Linked DNA regions of Homo sapiens: region 2 is linked to region 1. Evidence: chromatin contacts called from ENCODE Hi-C or POLR2A ChIA-PET data. All regions are on one chromosome and are shown on one strand. Each heading gives the region's core, a stretch centred on a gene start or an enhancer-like site at or near the end of the contact. The rest is flanking DNA. Distances are from core to core; before and after follow the strand shown.

Evidence for each region. A loop is a pair of places that touch in the nucleus more often than their neighbours do. ChIA-PET counts read pairs that join two places held with the same protein, here RNA polymerase II (POLR2A). Pooled maps may share reads with other maps.
Region 2: a map with no recorded cell type shows a loop between it and region 1 (2.2-fold over the local background). The contact joins two enhancer-like sites. A Hi-C loop is called at or near these places in 1 of 168 maps with a recorded cell type or tissue (GM12878), 23 of 37 single-sample maps with no recorded cell type and 7 of 50 pooled maps. POLR2A ChIA-PET finds 5 or more read pairs at or near these places in 1 of 52 experiments (GM12878).

Annotation. Positions count from the first base shown.
Region 1 is chr6:21,021,085-21,024,210 of GRCh38, reverse strand. The region is part of intron 11 of CDKAL1 (CDKAL1 threonylcarbamoyladenosine tRNA methylthiotransferase); the gene reads right to left. Among named protein-coding and RNA genes, the nearest start is that of CDKAL1, 490 kb to the right of the region's middle. Within about 2 kb of position 1,635, at least 10 of the 41 ENCODE cell types and tissues checked have a DNase peak (open chromatin) inside an H3K27ac peak, as active enhancers do.
Region 2 is chr6:21,149,658-21,152,783 of GRCh38, reverse strand. The region is part of intron 13 of CDKAL1 (CDKAL1 threonylcarbamoyladenosine tRNA methylthiotransferase); the gene reads right to left. Among named protein-coding and RNA genes, the nearest start is that of LINC00581, 360 kb to the left of the region's middle. RefSeq lists a cis regulatory region at 2,791 and an enhancer at 2,719-2,863. Within about 2 kb of position 1,428, at least 2 of the 41 ENCODE cell types and tissues checked have a DNase peak (open chromatin) inside an H3K27ac peak, as active enhancers do.

The sequences.
Region 1 (3,126 bases), core at 386-2,885:
AAAATTGCTTCTAATATTTATACTATTGACTCATCTCTAAAGTGAACCCTCATCTCATAATAGTAAGTGTAACCTAACAGATGTTAATGTGAGATGCAAGAAAATAGGTATTTCTCATTATTTTCTTGGCTAAAATATAATTGCCAAAATCTTTCATTATTTTACTCTCTATCATATATTTATTTACAAATTAATAACAAAGGAAATGGTACACATTAAAATTCATGAAACTTTCTTCAGCCAAGGACAGTTTCCCCTCATTTGATGACATTATGTAAACCAAAGAAAAACAACTGTAATGTTCCTTTCCCAGGTCACACCATGTGAGTAACTAACGTACCCACTAAAGTGAATGGCACAATAGAAAATGATGAAAGGGCCATGAAAAAGCTAAATGGATATGATCTATAGTAAATAAAAATATATTGTGCCATTCTGTTTATTGTTTCTATTCTCAGTGAAAGTTTGCACACTGTTCTAAGATAAATGAAAACCACATTGGAAAGTAAAATAAAAATCAGGAAGAATTTTAGCAGACATTCTCTAGAAGACAAAATAGTCATTAGAAAATGGAACCATCCACAACTGAGAAGCATATCATTTAATGATTTGGAGACTTTCAAAATTATAAAAGGAAAGCGATAAGTGTACAATGTTTGACAGGGGTATGGAAAAAAAAAGCCGCTTGACTTATGTACTTAAAGGACTTGAGCTTTCTGGCTTTCCATACCAAAAACTAATTTACAGAAAGAACACAAAGGCAATTCATATCAAAACACTGCCCTCAAAGTCTCCTGAGACTCTGAGCCAGGTACTAACAGGAAGTGTAAGGTTATAGTCACCTTGGATCACCTTCTCAAGTTCAGACCTTCAGAGTACCTCATCACTAAATTAAGGTATCCTTAAATCTGACCTGCTGAAACAAGCATACCTATATGTGGACTTTAAATCACCTCGGAGTAAATAAATTTAAGCTAGTATCCAAGGGGTAACATGTTTCCATTTGCATGTGTGGACAAACTTTAAATAAAAATAAATTGTTACTACTAATGTTCAAAGGCTAATGGTAAAAAAAAAAAATTATCAATTGAGAAACATTTATCTTCAAACTTAAAAAAAAAACTTACATTAAGCAAACTGCTAATGTTTTTCCTACATTTATCCTCATGCCTTCAACTTTAGATCACTCTTCCAACCAGTATTTAACCTGAATGATCTCATCAAAAGGTAACAAGGATGATTAATGCTGATGCAATGTAATTCCTGCCCTGCCCTAGCCTAAAATATATTGGACAATATGAGTTCTCTGTGAACAGCATTAAGTGCTGTACAGATATGGATTACGGTACAGTGAATAGTAACGCACTTCCTGTTAAACATCACCAACAAAAGTTAGAAATGAATAGAAAGTACACAAAGCACATACTATATTGGCAGTTCCTCAGGCCTGTGGCTAGAAACCCACTGATGCGCATGACAGGGATGAAGAGACTGAAGTCTGAGCACAGTAAAAGTCACAAAGAGCCTCCCAGCCAGGCCGTGGAGTCTGCAGTGAGCTCAGGGAGGGAGACCGTGACCAGAAGGGCCATCCCCCTTCCCTCCTCACACACAAAAGGAGCAGAGTTTACTGGTAATGGTTTACAGCTAAGCCAGCTGACCCAAACTGTTGTCAAGTCTAAGCATGAGTCAAGCTCTCTTGACAACTTAAATCAACAGTTTGGGTGCAGTCAACCCGCCACTTAGCTGAGTTCCTGCCACAATCTATTGTTTAGAATTAACTGAAACTGATTACATCTCTCAGGACTCTGGGCAGCAGCCAATCCATGAGCGTTTTGAAGATAATTTACCCCCTGCACTGCAAATAATGCTCAAAGTTAACTCTATGGCTAGGCGTGAACCTGTAGAACAACTTGGGACAAATGTTATGTTTATTTATTTATAACCAAACAGTGGAATGAGTTAAGGTTTAACACTATCTGAAGATTAGAGAACTAATTCTGATTTTTAAATGTAACTTAATTTCATACCTCGGGACCTGCAAAGTAGGAGGCCATGCTGGGGGCCACTATCATTCCAAATCCTTGTAGCTTTGCTAAAATATGTTGGTGGGTCAGCCTTCTGCCCAGCTACCGTTGCTGAAATTCCTTCCAAAACAAGATCTCAAACATTGGCCCTTCAGAGTTCCTGACCTATTCTGTTGTTTCTTCTTTTGCTTTAAGACATTAAATACCCCAGCCAAAGGTAAATTATATTTAAGAAAGATAAGTTCCCACGCATTATCAACCAACAACACTTCAAAGACAATGACTTCATACAAAACTAACCACCAGCAACAAGGACCATAAGGTGTCCCAGGAAAGTAGACATTTATTAGAGAAGCAACTGAAATGTCCGGACGGATGGCACTATGGGGGTTGAATTAGTGTGTGGGGTGCTACCTTAGGTGAGGTAAATAAAGAAAGGTGTACAAATGGTGACGAAAACTCTGGTTTTGAAAAAATGTATCTTTAATTTCAACTTTGACAACCCCAAAGGATGGCATCGTTCTTAGAGACATTAGTTGATATCAATTAATATGTAACTATTACATATTTACCCTCTGCTTTCTCAATCTTTTGGGTGAGTTCTGCCCACTGAACTGTACGTTCAACTTAGGGGCATTTTATTAAAAAAGCTGTAGAAAGAAAATAAAATATTTTCAATGTTTTTTTTCCTTCATATTTTTGTGTGCATTTTAGATTAAATGGGCTGTCTTTCACTTAATCTGCAACAAATTCTTGTCTTTATTTTTTAGGTATCATTTATTGATTGTGTTCTGTATTGTGGTTGTTTTGTTATTAATATTGCTTTGAATACATAAAAAAGTAGCAGCAATCATTTAAGGAGTGCCTACCAGGGACTGTATTAAGCCCATCTTAACACATATTATCTCAATTCTCAAAAAAAACCTTAAAGAAAGGATGTAATTATCCTCATTTTTACAGAAAAGCAAATCAAGGTAAGAGAAGTTAAGTAATTTGGTCCACATACCACAAAGATAGGATTTAGTCTATCTATCTAATCTGTATATCAGTTTAACTGGCCCTATGCCTGTGCTCTCAATTACTGGACTACATTAAATTTTCT
Region 2 (3,126 bases), core at 179-2,678, 130 kb before region 1:
AGATCACAAAAGACAAAAAGTAATTCAGTTTTTGAAAACCAGTCTTTGTCCTCACAGTAATAGAAGAAAAGCTGCATTGAGGATATTACAGTTACATATAAAACATAAATAATCATTACGGGCAGTAAATAAGTAAAAGTTCAAAACAAGAGGTATAGCTAGCATAGGCTCCAGAAATAGCATAGACTACGAGCTCCTTGAGAGCAGGGGCTGTCATTAGCACTCATTGTGTCACCTGAATTTGACTGGACGAATGTTCGCTGAGTGAATGTTTGTGGGGGTCATATGACAAGTTGCTGGTTGAATCGGTGTGGCAGTTGTGAGCTGCTTTAGAGAAGGAACTTCATCTTACTCAAGAGTATACCCTTATTACTTGGCTGAATGCCTGTACCTATTGAGTGCTCAATTCATGTTTAGCAAATTAATGGTAATTAGAGAAGACAGCAGGTTAAATTGGAGACTACTGCTATGCCCATGTGAAAGTGAAGGGGAGGAGTTAGAAAAAGGAAGACAGAGACTACTGGGGAACAACTGGTGGGATTCCAGGACAGGCTGAAGGGATCTGATTGAGAGTTTAGGGGAAGAAAGAACTTGGTGAAGAAAGAGAGGACCCTCTTCTGAGACACGAAAGACAGAAAAAAGATCATGAATGAAGCACATAATTATTTGCAAGGGCAAAGGAGAGAAGAGCAAAAACGCCACAGATGTCTCCATCTTCGCACTTAGTGGAGATGATAATACGTATTTTCAAAGTGCACAGGTCACTGTCAGCAAAGACTACTATTAATACTCAGTAGGAGTAAGGATGGAGCAAGTAGAATCAGAGCCTTGAAAATGGCAAAGGCTGAAAATAATCATTGTGTGTGTTGGGGGTGGAGGCCGCACGCCAGGGAGAGCTAGAAAGTTAAAAAAAAAACTGTAGATACGAACTGCATTTTTCAAACTAATGTTTCAATTGTTCAATACTTTTATCAAAAACTGTACTAGGCACTGCAGAGGATTTAGAGAAATGTAAGATATGGCTCTTGTCCTGAAAAGTTAAATAACAACCCAGAGATACTACACGATAGAATGTGAATATATGCCAAAAAAGGGGGAAATGAGATAAGGGCAAATGTTCCATAATGAGAACTTTATTTATTACATATTTATTTTTCTATTAAAGTCTAATAATTATGTCCTCTACTGTTTTTGTTGTTTACAGGCAATAAAAGTCATTTTCTGGCTTTCATATTGGAGTCGTTATTTTAGTAGATATTTGAGTTCTTTTGTTTGTGAAAAAATTGCTTCTCCTCAAGGTTCAATGAACAAAACAGGTCACAGGGCTTTGGCTGAACACAGAGTCATTTCTTAGGTAGACAGAATAGATTCTTTTAAACAAATACCCTTTGTGCGAATGCACGACTGCTTCCCAGAGCTAGGTAACACACAAAAACTGTTACTACTGTCCAGCCACGCTGAGGCTGGGTCGGAGAGGGTTAAACTAAAAATCAAGTTATTGTTGCCTCTCCTTTAGTTCAGTACGGCTTTTCTATAATTCTCTAGAGCTAGGGAGCTGACAGCATGGATTTTTATTGAAGAAATGCTATGACATTTGTTCTAAATGTCACATTTCTCCCCCACAAACTAAAAATAGCATGTCCCCATACTCCTACCCCTAATAAAATTGTTGGCTTGGAAATGACATTGATAAGCAAAATGAAGCATATAACCTTTTCTCTCCTTTTCTAGAAATGTTTTATTTATTCCTGAGTAACATTTGGTATCTTTTGTAGGCTAAGATCAGAGGGACAAATCAGTAAATTTTACTGCTGAAGTAGTCTTTGCAGTATGGGGCTGTCATTTTTAAACCATGTTTCAGGCAGGCACTGCTGTCATTTGAGTAGTGATCTAGTGACTGATAGAAAATATCTGTAGAAATAATGTGTGCTCTCATAGTAATGTGACATTTCATGAGCAGTTTGACTGTTTTCATTACTCTGATTTCAGTCTGGGGAAGAGTAAGTTAGAAAGCCAGTGATGGAATATAGAAAGCCTGTCAGGACGAAGTTGACAGGACAAAACCTGAACTTGGGCTGTTGTATTTCATGGGACTTCATGGGAATTATATGAAGCCATTTTAAATATCAAGTGGACTTGACTGCTTCCTCTGATCAATCCCAAGGTCACTGGTTTAATTGATAAGAGTGTTTGGCTAACTGACACACACTAAAAGCCAAGTTTAAAGCAAGTTTTATGGAGGCTTTGGCTATATTTGCCTTCATTGCCCCAACTAGGTTTGGTTTTAAGGGTGAAGATTTGGTCACACAGGGAAAATTTCATTACAACAAACTTCATAACTACACTGTTCCCTTTAGAGAACACGGCCCTGCACTAAAGGAAATGGCCATGGAAGCAAGCTTGTACAATCGCTAAGGAGGCATCAGGAGTTTTGATTTTTAGCAAGGCCAGTAAGTAATACCTGGGTATTTCTGTGAAAACCTGAATACCTTGCTGGGTATTCATAAATACCCAACATCCATTCTTTTCTTGCCCCCGGAAGCGTGCTGTTTGGTAACTCCTGCAGTTTATGTGGGAAATTTTTAGATCCTCACCATCACTAGTTGGAACAGAAACGTTCAGGACAGGCCAGGTGCGGTGGCTCCCGCCTGTAATCCCAGCACTTTGGGAGGCCGAGGCGGGCGGATCACAAGGTCAGGAGATCGAGACCAACCTGGCTAACAATGGTGAAACCCCATCTCTACTAAAAATACAAAAAATTAGCCGGGTGTGGTGGTGGGCGCCTGTAGTCCCAGCTACTTGGGAGGCTGAGGCAGGAGAATGGCGTGAACCCAGGAGGCGGAGCTTGCACTGAGCCGAGACAGCGCCACTGCACTCCAGCCTGGGTGCCAGAGCAAGACTCTATCTCAAAATAAATAAATAAATAAATGTTCGGGACATTCATTTGTTATTTGGCTGCTGCACATTTTGGAATTCCCGAATTACTCAAGATTGATAGATACGATGGACTCACTTAATGAGTCACCTTAGCCAACTTCCCAGTGTTTGCATCTATGTGTGGCTTCTTTACTGTCTCTCAGTGAACGCAGTCACTTTCAGAAAGGCCTGCCAGCATCACTCCAAACG